3 separate regions of the Homo sapiens genome follow, and all the other regions are linked to region 3. A link is a contact called in ENCODE Hi-C or POLR2A ChIA-PET data. All regions are on one chromosome and are shown on one strand. The core of a region is the stretch at or near the end of the contact, and the rest is flanking DNA. Distances in the headings are between cores, read along the strand shown. Region 1 holds the start of SULT1B1 (sulfotransferase family 1B member 1). Region 2 holds the start of CCNG2 (cyclin G2). Region 3 holds the start of ANKRD17 (ankyrin repeat domain 17).

What was found. A loop is a pair of places that touch in the nucleus more often than their neighbours do. ChIA-PET counts read pairs that join two places held with the same protein, here RNA polymerase II (POLR2A). Pooled maps may share reads with other maps.
Region 1: a loop to region 3 is called in a map of CD8-positive, alpha-beta T cell, with 19 times the contacts of the local background. The contact joins the promoter of SULT1B1 here to the promoter of ANKRD17 in region 3. A Hi-C loop is called at or near these places in 1 of 168 maps with a recorded cell type or tissue (CD8-positive, alpha-beta T cell) and 5 of 50 pooled maps. POLR2A ChIA-PET finds 5 or more read pairs at or near these places in 1 of 52 experiments (T-cell).
Region 2: a map of B cell shows a loop between it and region 3 (18-fold over the local background). The contact joins the promoter of CCNG2 here to the promoter of ANKRD17 in region 3. A Hi-C loop is called at or near these places in 1 of 168 maps with a recorded cell type or tissue (B cell), 1 of 37 single-sample maps with no recorded cell type and 9 of 50 pooled maps. POLR2A ChIA-PET finds 5 or more read pairs at or near these places in 1 of 52 experiments (activated CD4-positive, alpha-beta T cell).

The regions. Positions count from the first base shown.
Region 1 is chr4:69,758,506-69,762,618 of GRCh38, reverse strand. It overlaps SULT1B1 (sulfotransferase family 1B member 1), which reads left to right and starts at 1,999. Exons shown (of 8, transcript NM_014465.4): 1 at 1,999-2,160.
Region 2 is chr4:77,155,642-77,159,529 of GRCh38, reverse strand. It overlaps CCNG2 (cyclin G2), which reads right to left and starts at 2,323. Exons shown (of 8, transcript NM_004354.3): 1 at 2,024-2,323; 2 at 860-997; 3 at 26-163. The coding sequence starts at 997. It overlaps LOC101928864 (a long non-coding RNA gene), which reads left to right and starts at 1,466. Exons shown (of 2, transcript XR_244659.5): 1 at 1,466-3,888. RefSeq lists silencers at 2,015-2,124, 2,155-2,224, 2,645-2,764.
Region 3 is chr4:73,256,735-73,260,983 of GRCh38, reverse strand. ANKRD17 (ankyrin repeat domain 17) reads left to right here and starts at 2,186. Exons shown (of 34, transcript NM_032217.5): 1 at 2,186-2,708. The coding sequence starts at 2,316. ANKRD17-DT (ANKRD17 divergent transcript) reads right to left here and starts at 1,818. Exons shown (of 5, transcript NR_187399.1): 1 at 1,576-1,818. RefSeq lists enhancers at 1,665-1,934, 1,537-2,133 and a silencer at 2,095-2,494.

The DNA of each region.
Region 1 (4,113 bases), core at 750-3,249, 3.5 Mb after region 3:
TCCCATGTCTACCTCTTTCTACACAGACACGGCAACCATCCGATTTCTCAATCCTTTCCCCACCTTTCCCCCCTTTCTATTCCACAAAACTGCCATTGTCATCATGGCCCGTTCTCAATGAGCTGTTGGGTACACCTCCCAGACGGGGTGGTGGCCGGGCAGAGGGGCTCCTCACTTCCCAGTAGGGGCGGCCGGGCAGAGGCGCCCCTCACCTCCCGGACGGGGTGGCTGGCCGGGCGGGGGGCTGACCCCCCCCCTCCCTCCCGGATGGGGCGGCTGGCCAGGCGGGGGGCTGACCCCCCCCACCTCCCTCCTGGATGGGGCGGCTGGCCGGGCAGAGGGGCTCCTCACTTCCCAGTAGGGGCGGCCGGGCAGAGGCGCCCCTCACCTCCCGGACGGGGCGGCTGGCCAGGCGGGGGGCTGACCCCCCCACCTCCCTCCCGGACGGGGTGGCTGCCGGGCGGAGGGGCTCCTCACTTCTCAGACGGGGCGGCTGCTGGGCGGAGGGGCTCCTCACTTCTCAGACAGGGCGGTTGCCAGGCAGAGGGTCTCCTCACTTCTCAGACGGGGCGGCCGGGCAGAGACGCTCCTCACATCCCGGACAGGGCGACAGGGCAGAGGCGCTCCCCACATCTCAGACGATGGGCAGCCGGGCAGAGACGCTCCTCACTTCCTAGATGAGATGGTGGCCGGGAAGAGGCGCTCCTCACTTCCTAGATGGGATGGCGGCTGGGCAGAGATGCTCCTCACTTTCCAGACTGGGCAGCCAGGCAGAGGGGCTCCTCACATCCCAGACGATGGGCGGCCAGGCAGAGACGCTTCTCACTTCCCAGACGGGGTGGCGGCCGGGCAGAGGCTGCAATCTCGGCACTTTGGGAGGCCAAGGCAGGCTGCTGGGAGGTGGATGTTGTAGCGAGCCGAGATCACGCCACTGCACTCCAGCCTGGGCACCATTGAGCACTGAGTGAAGGAGACTCCGTCTGCAATCCCGGCACCTCGGGAGGCCGAGGCTGGCGGATCACTCGCGGTTAGGAGCTGGAGACCAGCCCGGCCAACACAGCGAAACCCCGTCTCCACCCAAAAAATACGAAAACCAGTCAGGCGTGGCGGCGCGCCTGCAATCGCAGGCACTCGGTAGGCTGAGGCAGGAGAATCAGGCAGGGAGGTTGCAGTGAGCCGAGATGGCAGCAGTACAGTCCAGCTTCGGCTCGGCATCAGAGGGAGACCGTGGAAAGAGGAGAGGGAGAGGGAGAGGGAGAGGGAGAGGGAGAGCGGCAGCATCTTTTAAGAAGAAAATATGCTTTACATTTCTTTAATACATTTATAAGTTAAACTGATGGTCTAAAGGAATGTGCTAGTTTCCCTCTGGTCTTCCTGACTTTCCCAGGCCTTCATAGGTATAACTCAGGGGCAAGAGCTTGGTGGTTGTAGTTGTGTGTAAGTTTGAGACGAGTGCTCTTAAAAAATGGATTGATTTCCACTCATTTCTTGTTTATGTGATTCTGCATACCAAAAGAAGAAAAAACCAAGAGTTGTGGAAATGATTAGAGTATTTGTGTTTCTGATGCCAAAGTAATTAATCATTTCATCTTTAATATGTTTGACATTTAATGATATTAGAAACTCACGTTTATTCCAGATGGAAACATACTGACACATGCACAAACACACACAAAACCAATTTTTATTTCTGTTATGACCAAAATTGTTAGAAGACATTCTTATAAGATATAGAGAAGCAACAATTTTGATCCACTAACCCTTCATGTTCTTTCCCTCTGCATTTCTCAGACACTTTGAAGCTTGCAGAGAGCTTAAAATCTAAACAGCCTGTGCTTGTGCTGACTTATGGCCACCACCCTGAACCACTTCCTGGCTTCCTGGCTTTGCTAGCTGTTGAAACAGTGGAACTTGCCTCATGTGTGTGTATGTGTGTGTGTGTGATTGTGGGTGTGGGTAGTTTAACCTTTTTATATCTTAGCTGCCTGTAAACTCAGTGATTGCTACGTTCAGATCAAACCTTGAACTTTTTTTTTTCTGGTGCCAGGAGCCTTCCTGTGCTCCCCATTGCCTGCCAGAACCACCACCGTTTCCCATGGTTACTCTACAGCAGCTTCACTGCCTGAAAATGAAAACTGAACAAAGGGATTAAATTGTGAGGTAAAATTTGCTTTTCAATTTCTTTCCTTGAAGTTTTGTCCTATCCCCGCAGAATATTGTGTGCCTCAGAACAATTTCTGTTTTGAACATATTTTATAATTAGAAAGTCTTTTGCATAATTCCAATTTTCTTATAGGAAACTTTCATTGTTTATGCTGTCTAAAATCTCTCAAGCTTTCAATGTTCAATTTTATTTTTCTACATTTAGTGGAACTGAAGCATGCAAGGAATGGAGGTCTTCTCAAGAAACTGTAAGCCACTTAAAGAAAAAGAAATCTTTTTCAAGTTTTCGTTTCTCTGCTCCCATCCTTCATCCAGTCCTACTCACATGCATTCATGCACACATATGCACATACACACACCTTTAAGGTGCACTCCAGAATATAAAATATGTCGTTTACCACATTTATTTAAGTAGCTTGATTTGATGTGTATCAGATAGAGCTAAACTTTGTCAGAGTATGACAAATGAAAGAAATTGTTTTTTCTAATTGATGGAAAAATATAGTTTTAATGTAAAATGACTCAGTTTCTTCTAAAACAGGCATTGTTTTTTATTTTTCTCTTTTGTTCCATTAATATTCCTTAAAGTCAATTTTAGACATTTTAATTTTCAGCCTATGGCTCATCTTAAATAGGAAGTCTTGAGATCCCATGTATAATTTACAACTACTTTAAATAGCCTGTTCCTTTCCAATAGGGTTTAAAATATTTTATGAACTAATTTTTAGATTTTAAAGTAAATGTCATTCATAAATCATCTTTCAGCATATCTAGTTTAATTATATTAATTATTTGACATCTTCCAGTCCTCCTCTCCATACTCTTCTCCCCATATAATTCAGAACTCATCATTTATCCACTGGTCATGACGAGGTAATGCTGTTTGATGCCTAATACCCTGTAGCTTCCTGAATTGGACACACCCACTTCCCAGAGGTGACTAGCATATATTCACAAACAGCTGCCTTATTTTCATCTTCCTACTCATTCCATCCTTCTCCGGCAACAATTTTACAGCATGAAGTGCCTGACCTTTTTGTCACGGGGGATTTTCATTGTCAAAGCAAAAATCCCTTCCAATTTGTAAATACTCTTGTTTGAATGAGATAAATCACGGACATTTTTGACTCTGGGTTGGGCCTACGGTAAATTTTCAGTATGATCACATGAACAGAGCTGGGCAAACTAAAGTCCATTCCTGGGTTGCCACTCCCTTTCTGTGTTTCTTTGAGCAGACGCTCTGAAGATCTGTTTCCTAATCTTATCCACAAAATGCAAGTAAGACTTATCATTTCAGGGTAGGTAATGATTAGAGATCATATACATGAAGCACAATCAGTACAATTTGTTTTAAAAGACCCTGAATTCATTTTGATTAAATCATTTACTTACACCCTGTATCATTAGATAATTAAAGGTAGTTTAAAGTCATTTGCTCAAGTTTTAAGTGCAAACAAATTAGTTGAGGATCTTACTAAAATGTAGATTCTGATTCTGGGTTGAAACCTGAGATTCCACATTTCCAACAAGCTCTCCGTTAAGGCCAATAACACATGGGGCTTGTACATGGACTGTAATTTGAATAGAAACTGTAAATCAATTTTATGCATATAAAAGAATAGTACAAATTAAATTAAGATGAATAAATAAAGAAAAGGCAAAGGATGAACCAAGACATGAAATGGAACCAGAAATGATGCTATAAATATATAATATAAGCTACTTGCTACATGGGGAATCAATTTGTCTATATAATTTTAGCAGACAGTATGAAAAGGGTATCAGCTCCCTCAATATTCATTCACTTTTGCATAATATGTGTGCATTATAGGAGTTGGTAAGTAAAGTTATACTGCTACTAAACATTACATTCTGGAGCCGATGAATAGAGACTCATTTATTTTTCTCAATTAATTCAGAATAGACAATTTTTGAAATGAGGTGTGCCAT
Region 2 (3,888 bases), core at 1,074-3,573, 3.9 Mb before region 3:
CATATTTATAAAAATGATGAAATACCTTCATAAGAGCCAAGAACCTGTCCAAAATATTGACAGCCAGGACAAAAGTTTCAGTGCAAGATCCAAAAAAGTTGGCTAAACTCCTTAAATCTTCAACTTTGGCATTTCTCAATCCTGGACACAAAGTGTTATCATTCTGCAATAAAAACCAAGAACCAAGGTTTACAATTTTCTTAGAACCAGATGAAAAACACATACAGGTCCAAAGAATAAGGTTAATTTTTTCCCAAGAATAAGGTTAATTTTTTTCCCTCAATCTTCAAGAATATAGGTGGAAAGAGTGGTATCGCTTAACTAAAGCTATACACTTTATCATCTGTAAGACGTAAATCACTGCTTCTTAAAAATACGCATCATAAAAGAGCTTCAGCAATTCAATATAAGGTGAACTGTTGCAAGATTTCAGAGAGTTATAGCAAATATAATTCAATTCCCTTGGAATGGAGAGAAAGGGTTCTTTTGTTTGCTTTTCTAAAGTCATTTAAGATTCTACTATAAATATGTATTTCACAGGCAGAGGGTGTTTGCACAAATGAACTACTCAATTCACCCGGGGTCTCCCATCCTGAAGCTGCAGGCTGGAGTATGGGGGGCAGCGAGGAGGGTGCCACATTAAAAACAACAACAAAAAACCCCACTTCTCTAAAGTATCACTCTCATTCTTGCTAAGAAACAAAAGCATTAACCTGTAATAAGGTTTATCTTGGTACTCCAGAAAGAACAACTTTTAAGAAATTTTGCAGGCTTTAGTCATGATTCAACGGGGGCGGGGGGGTTACCTCCTCCAAGCCCCATCAGCTGCTTGAGCAAGTTATCTTTTCTGCCAACTTACCTCCGGGGTAGCCTCAATCAAACTCAGCCCTTTTTCTCGAGGTTGGAATCTCTCTTCTTGTTCCAGGTAGACGTTCAACAACCCGAGAAGTTGGACCCCTTCATGACCTGCCAAGTGCTCTGCCCCCAAATCCTTCATCTGCAGTAAAGACACCACACAGAGAATGTAATCTGGGGGTAAGAGGGGTGGGGAAGCGGGAGAAAGGGCTGAGGCCAGTACCTCCAGCAAGGGTCGCCCCAGCACACCCCGACAAGGAGCGGGTGAAGGGACCAGTCACGTCCGCCAGAGCCCCAGGGCAATCCCCACCACGGCCAGGGAGGTGTGGCAGGGGGAGGAGCCGTGGTCAGGTCCGCCGGCCAGCGCTGGGTAAGACCGGCCAGCCCTGGCCTCTTGGCGTTTCACAAACAGGAAACTGTCCGCGGGCGCCGGCGTCCCCTCGGTCTGCCCCACCTGAAGTCGCGCCAGGGAGGGCCTTCTGCCCAGGGGACTGCAGTGTGGCGAGCGACTGCAGCGGGTCCCGGGGATGGGGTGTTGCACAATAGGGGGGAGGGGAGGGAGAGTCTCGCGACTGAACAAAGAAGCGGAGGGAGGAGACTCCCGAGCCCCGCCCGCCCGGGGCGCCCAGCTGCAGAAGCCCCTCTCGGAGAGTCCCGCCCCCAGCTTTTCCCGTCCGCTGCTGCAGCGCCGATTCCGGACTTACCCGAGAGGCGGATACCCCCGTCCCAGGAGCCCTGGGGTGGCGCGGCACACCCGGCTACGGTCCGGGGAGAGAAGTCCAGTCCAGCCCGCCCGCCCCGCGCCCGTAGGGACAACACCCGTCCACCCACTGATGCCGGGGCCCCACAACTCTGCAGAGCCCCGGGGCTGTCAATTCGAGAAGCACCACGCCAGCAAGTCCCCGTGACAACACGAGCGGGGGCGGGGGGCACCGAGGCGGAGACTGCCCTTAACCTAGTCGCAACCTCCTTCCACCCCACGAGCATCTATCTGTCCATCGCGGGCGCCAGCTCCCCCCGGGGCTGGGGCTGAGGGCAGCACCCTGGTCGCTCCAGCGGATGAGGAGCAGGCAGCACCGAGGCACTCGCATGGTACCAACCTCCTCAAAGCCCACAGTCCCCACCACGAACAAAGAAACCCACGGCGGCCCTGGGCGGGTCCACTCACCGTGCCGGAGACGCGCCTCCACCCGCCCGCGGCCTCGCGGTCCGCACGGACTGGGCGCAGCGGGGGCTTCCAAACCTGTCTCGCAGGTCGGGGACCCACCGCCTCAGCGGTGCCCCCGGTCCGGCATCCGACCCTTCCTCCCAGGCACCGCCGCCTCGGCCTCACAGCCCCGGCTCCATCCCGCTCCCCGCGCGCCCACCCTCCGCCGCGGCGCAACGCCGGCCGCGGAAGACCAGCCCACCGCCGCACCCCCGCCGCCTCAGCGGAAACCTCCCCGAGCCCCTTGTTTTTGTTAAGAGTTTCGACGCCCCCAAGGGGGCGGGGCACGTGACTCCCCGCGGAGGGATCCTGCACTTCCTCCACGGACTTTAAAAAAGAGTCCCGCCCCTAAGCTGCCGTCTCGAGCCTCTCTCGCGGCCTCCCTAGCTCTCCTTGGCTTTGCCGAGCCAGTCCTCCCGCCTGGCGCTAGGGCGGAGAGCGGAATCTGGGCGTCGGGCTTATTCCGCGATTGATCTGCGTTGGGGAACGGGGGAAGACAGAGGGGCGGAAGGAGATCGTTTCTGGTCTCATTACGCCTTTTAAAGGTCCCCGATTTGTTTTGTTTTCGCTGTTTTGAAAAGTCCGCCCAAAGTAGCCGGCTCTCTGATTGGATGCGGGTGGGGCGATGGGCATGCTGAGGACCTGATTCACCCTCGAATCTGGATTGGCTAACTTATCAGTCTTGGAGCCCTCTGATTGGCTTTCTCCGTAGCCTGAGCCTCTCTCTGCCTTGGGGCCTTAGCAACTCCAGGGTCTGGATTGCGCATGCCTGGGTGTGCAGCGGAGAAGGTATTCAGTTACCTGCCCTGCGGGGCTGTGCCTTCTCGCCTGGCTGCCTCCGCCTTTCTTGGGGGAATGTCACGCTCGCGGCGCTTCTCCTAACAGCTAACCTTTGTGACAGCCTTTTCAGCCACGGGAGAGTTTTCTACATTCCTTCTTTATTTTGTCTTGGCGTTCCATTTTGCAATAACCCACCAAATTATTATAACATTGTCGGGGCGTTTACTAAAATATTCAATAAATGCTACAAGTTTGGGTATTTGCTTTAAAATTTTACAGTCCAAGAGAAAAAAAAATGGAGAAGAGAGGTGAAATAAGATAGGCAAAAAGTTGAGGGTCGAAGCTGGGTGATGGGTACTCGAGGCTGCATTACAGTATTCTTTCTAGTTCTGTGTCTTGGAATTTTTCCATAATTTAAAAAAATTCAGGAGGGACTGAAGGAGGGGCTTTTCAATAAAAACTTAGCACGCTGATGAGGGTACGTAAACATCTAATAATTACGGCGTACCTCCAGAGGTTGTAGTGCTGTTGTTTTAATGAAGACTCCCAGAGCTTCTTGGTCCTTGGTAACCCATAAATTATCATTTATTGTTCATTATAATTAGCGTTGTTATTATAGGCGACACGTCTCCCAGGACGGGACAAAAAGCAAACAAACCAGGTGCCTTAGGCCAGAGACACTTTCACACGGAATATCAATGGGGCATGTGGTTGACTGCCCTGGAACATTTATTTGTTTACTCTCTCCCTCCTAAATTAGAAAATACCATATTCGTGAGTTCTAATCTACATAATCAGATAGTCCCTGGGAAGAGATTTCTCCTTTCTGTTCTTCTATGTGTTTTCTGTGAATTATTTTGTTACTTGTGAAATATGGGAAGGCACACAACATAGCTTTGGCAGCGCTCTTCTTTGCGGAGCAGCTAAGGAATTTTAAAACTAGGTCCCTTTGCATATTAGCTCGGACTAAACACAGGCATCTGTTTGGAGCACAGAGCAACTGGGGGAAGGCAGCCCAAAAAGCTAACACTTATTTCAGAGAGGTG
Region 3 (4,249 bases), core at 937-3,436:
AAAAACTCATTTTCTTCCAAACAATGAGATTACTTTAAAGAGAGCATTTTTGGTAGCACAGCACGATAGACACAGAGACTAGACTGCAGAGGGCTGACAAGTCAATTTCAGAAAACAAAAAAGACACTGATTGTAGACACTTTTTTTTTGAGATGGAGTCTCGCTCTGTCGCCCAAGCTAGAGTGCAGTAGCAGGATCTCAGCTCACTGCAAACTCCGCCTCGCAGGTTCAAGCGATTCTCCTGCTTCAGCCTCCTGAGTATAGAATACTTTTTAAAGAAAGAAAGTTTGCTTGTGAAGGAAATAATTGAAAGCTACAGAAGAATTAGCTAAGGAACCAGAATTTGTAGAAGGTTGACAACAGAAAAGATAATAAATGCATGAGAAAGAGGGGTATTGGAACTAGAATATGTATGAAGAGTTTATCTCATATATGAACAGGGAGTCTCTCATTCGTTGATACTGGAGAAAAGGCAATCTCAGGAAATTTCTAGCACTTGGAAAATTGTGAAGTCTAAGTTAAAAGTCATATAATAAAATGGGCTGGGATTTAAAGATTGCGAAAAGTATTCAAGTGGAAAGGGAGAAAAAGATGCTGAAGAATATACAAAGTAGGAGGGAGGGATGCAGCTGAAATTATAAAATCTAAATCAGTAGTGGTGAGATACACAATGCAGTGCTCTGTTCTACACTGGAACTCAGCAACGACTGTAGGAGAGGAATAGGCAGATGGTTACCACTCCGTATATATATTTACTATAGCACTTATTACACTGTAAAGCCCCTGGAAACAAGAGACTTTGATTCCACAAATTATGCGCACAGTAGGCACATGATGAATTTTTGTTTGAATGAATTGATTTAGTCATTGCCAATTCTGCCTTGGTACTCTGTAGAGTACTGGCAACTGCCCACATTTCATATGGTATGCCAATGCTAAAAAGAAAAAAAATGCTAAAAAAAAAAAAAATCCAGGCATATTCAGCTAAACTAAGCAGTCTTAAAATGGCAACTATGTCAGCTGAGACATACTTTTAATCTTGTGCCAGTACATCTGTCTTTGATGTTTGCTTCATTTTCCGTATGCCACTATACTCCTACTAGACCAGAAAGGGATAATTCTGAGTTCAATGGGCTCCACTATCATTTCAAAAGTCCTGAAACTTCTTCAGACACCTAAAAATGAACCCACAACTCCCATAACAGCATTCCTTCCGAGAGAAGTATACAGACAACAATCACTATTTATGCTTGCTTCCAAGCTGAATCGAAGAGGGCCGGAAGAGCTAAATCAGGGTCATTCAGTGAATCGTCTACAAAGTCTGGCACAGACCACGCATCCTTCCCGTGTCTTCCTCCCCTTGGAAACTTGAGGTGTAAGTAATGATCTTAGACATCTCCTAATCGACTGCCTTCATATTACACACGTGTAAACTCAGGTAGAGGATGTCTATGAGCCGAGCTTAAACTCAGGTAAAGAAGGCTCTTTTCCCAACACGACGCCATCTCTCATGATCCAAAGCTCTATCTCTCGATTTGGCGGTGGAAAAAAATGACCAGGAATAAAACTACGTACAGCAGTCCAGAACGAGGCCCCACCTCCCGGATCTGGCGGACCGGCCTCCCGTCAGCAAAGTGTCTGGACCGCGCTTCCGCACCTCACACTGCCCGGGGCCGGCTCCTCTCCAGCCTCCCCGTACTCCCCACACGCCGCAGCACTGCGCGCCCGCGGGGCCCCAGACCCGGCCCTTGAAATCTCACTTTCGCCTTTCGGCCACCCGCGCGCCACGGCTCAGGCGACGGCTGATGGCGTCACTGCACTTCCGCCTGCGGCTGCGTTCTAATCACAAGCCAGGAAGGAAGAAGGGAGGGCTGCAGGGCTGTGTGTGCGGGAAATAGCGAGGAAAGAGAAGAAATCCGGGAGCTCGCGGGCGCTCTGGTTGCAATCGCGCCCCCCTCATCTGTCCCCGCCGTTCCCCTTCGGAAGCTGCCCCAGGCACACTTCCCCGCTTCTTTCCAGTCTCCTCTCCTCTGGTTCTCCCGACACCCGGTCTCCCTGTTACGCCTCACCCTCCTTCCCTTGCTCCCTCCCTCTCCCTCCCTCCCTCCCTCCCATCGTCAGGCTCCCCGCCCTTAGTATCGCGAGACGAGGTGAGAGCTGGCGGAGCGGCGGCGGCGGCGGCGGCAGTAGAGGTGACCGAGGCGGTGGCGGCGGAGGCGGCACCGATTGCTGTGTCGGCCCCAGTGCGGCCGAAGTCGCGGTAGAGCGTAGCCCCACGCCCCTCCCCCGTCCGCGCCCTCCCTCTTTCCCTGGGGATGGAGAAGGCGACGGTTCCGGTGGCGGCGGCGACGGCTGCAGAAGGAGAAGGGAGCCCCCCGGCGGTGGCGGCTGTGGCGGGCCCCCCCGCGGCGGCGGAGGTCGGCGGCGGCGTTGGCGGCAGCAGCAGAGCTCGCTCGGCCTCGTCTCCTCGTGGGATGGTGCGAGTCTGCGACCTGCTCCTGAAGAAGAAGCCGCCGCAGCAGCAGCACCACAAGGCCAAGCGTAACCGGACTTGCCGACCCCCCAGCAGCAGCGAAAGCAGCAGCGACAGCGACAACAGCGGCGGCGGTGGAGGCGGCGGTGGAGGCGGAGGTGGCGGCGGCGGCACCAGCAGTAACAACAGCGAGGAAGAAGAGGACGACGACGACGAGGAAGAGGAGGTTTCTGAGGCAAGGGCCTGGTTTCAAAGGAAGGAGGGAGGAAGGGACTGTAAGGGATAGGGGCCGAAGGTGGGAGGGGATTTGGAGTGGGACAGATTCCAGTGGGTTGATCTCTTAGGGGCCAGGCTTTCGACTGCCCCCTTTCTTCCCTCGGCCTAAATCGTGAGGTGTGGGAATGTGGGGGAGGGTAGCTGACACGTGGGGGTGGGAGGACCACGGAGTTCACAGAGTTGGTGAACAGCCTGTTATCATGGGATGGCTCACTTGGTTAAGGATGGAGGGAATTGGTTAGATTCCCTGTTTGCACGCCGGGGGGTGGGGGGGTGGTCTGCCTGGGGCCAGTAGGGCCACCTTAGTCTGAGGCGGGATCGGGATCAAAGCGGGAGGAGTAAAATAATGGGTAAATGAGTCTCTTGGGGACCAACTAGGAGGTTGATCAACTTCTCCCAGTTGTGAGGTGGAGGGGAGCAGTTTGAGGGGGGACGTAAGGTTGTAATGGACTCAGAGCTAAGTGTTTGTGTATGTGAGGGACACGTGAGAAGCTGTACTTTTCCATACTGTTCTGCAGGGTTTTTCGTAACTATCCTGGCTGCTGAAGTAACTTCATTTCCTCGATCTCCCAGGGATTTTCGATGAACTGATGCTGTATTTGTATAAATTTATCAGTAACTTTAAATAATTACAAATGACCATATACATTTGTAAGTGGATGAAAAATATATTTGATCCTTACACGTACATACATACATGCCTTCGAATGTTTCCTTAGTGAGTTAGAATTAAGCTAGGACCTGTTGTCCCGTAATATGGGACAGCCAAAGGGTAGGCTTTGGAGCCAGGCCTGGTTGTGGTGAGTTGGAATAGGAAGGCCTCTCGGTTTGTCCTAGTGATCTGGTTTCATAATAACTTTATAATTTTTCCTGGGTCCACAGACAGGCGGCGTTGCAGGACCTTATTCCTCACAGAAGCCCTTACAACCCAAAGGCTCAGTAAAACATACCATACTGACAACCAACTGAGAGTTAGCTTTACTAGTTATTAGCTGTTTTACCACTCTCTTGTCTCCTTCCTGAAATAGAATCTAGAAAAATCTTTATTTGGAGAGGGAAATCTTTATCAGCAGAGGGAAAACAGCTTTAAAGGCTGATTTTAAACTTAGTTCTAAGAGGAGACCAAGTGATTCATCTAAAAGTACCACTTACTATTTATTCTCTTCCACAAACATGGAACTTATTTTGATGCAAGTCTGGTTTTCCGAAAATTGGAATTATTGAATCCTGGTCTCTGTTGAAATAGAGAAGTACCTTTTAAAGGATTTGACACATGTCTATTTGTAGAAGACCAGATTCTCTTTTATCTCAGACTGGATGAAGTTGTATAGGTAGAGATATTAAGTGCTGAAGTATGTATGACAAAAATATGCCAGTCCTTGTTTTTATTCCCTTTTAGCCTGTTGGATTCTGAGAATAGGTTTGTATTGATAGACTTATATTGGCCTACTTGGATGTTTAGGATAGTGTGTTGCTCTGGCGGCATTTGAAACAAGGAAG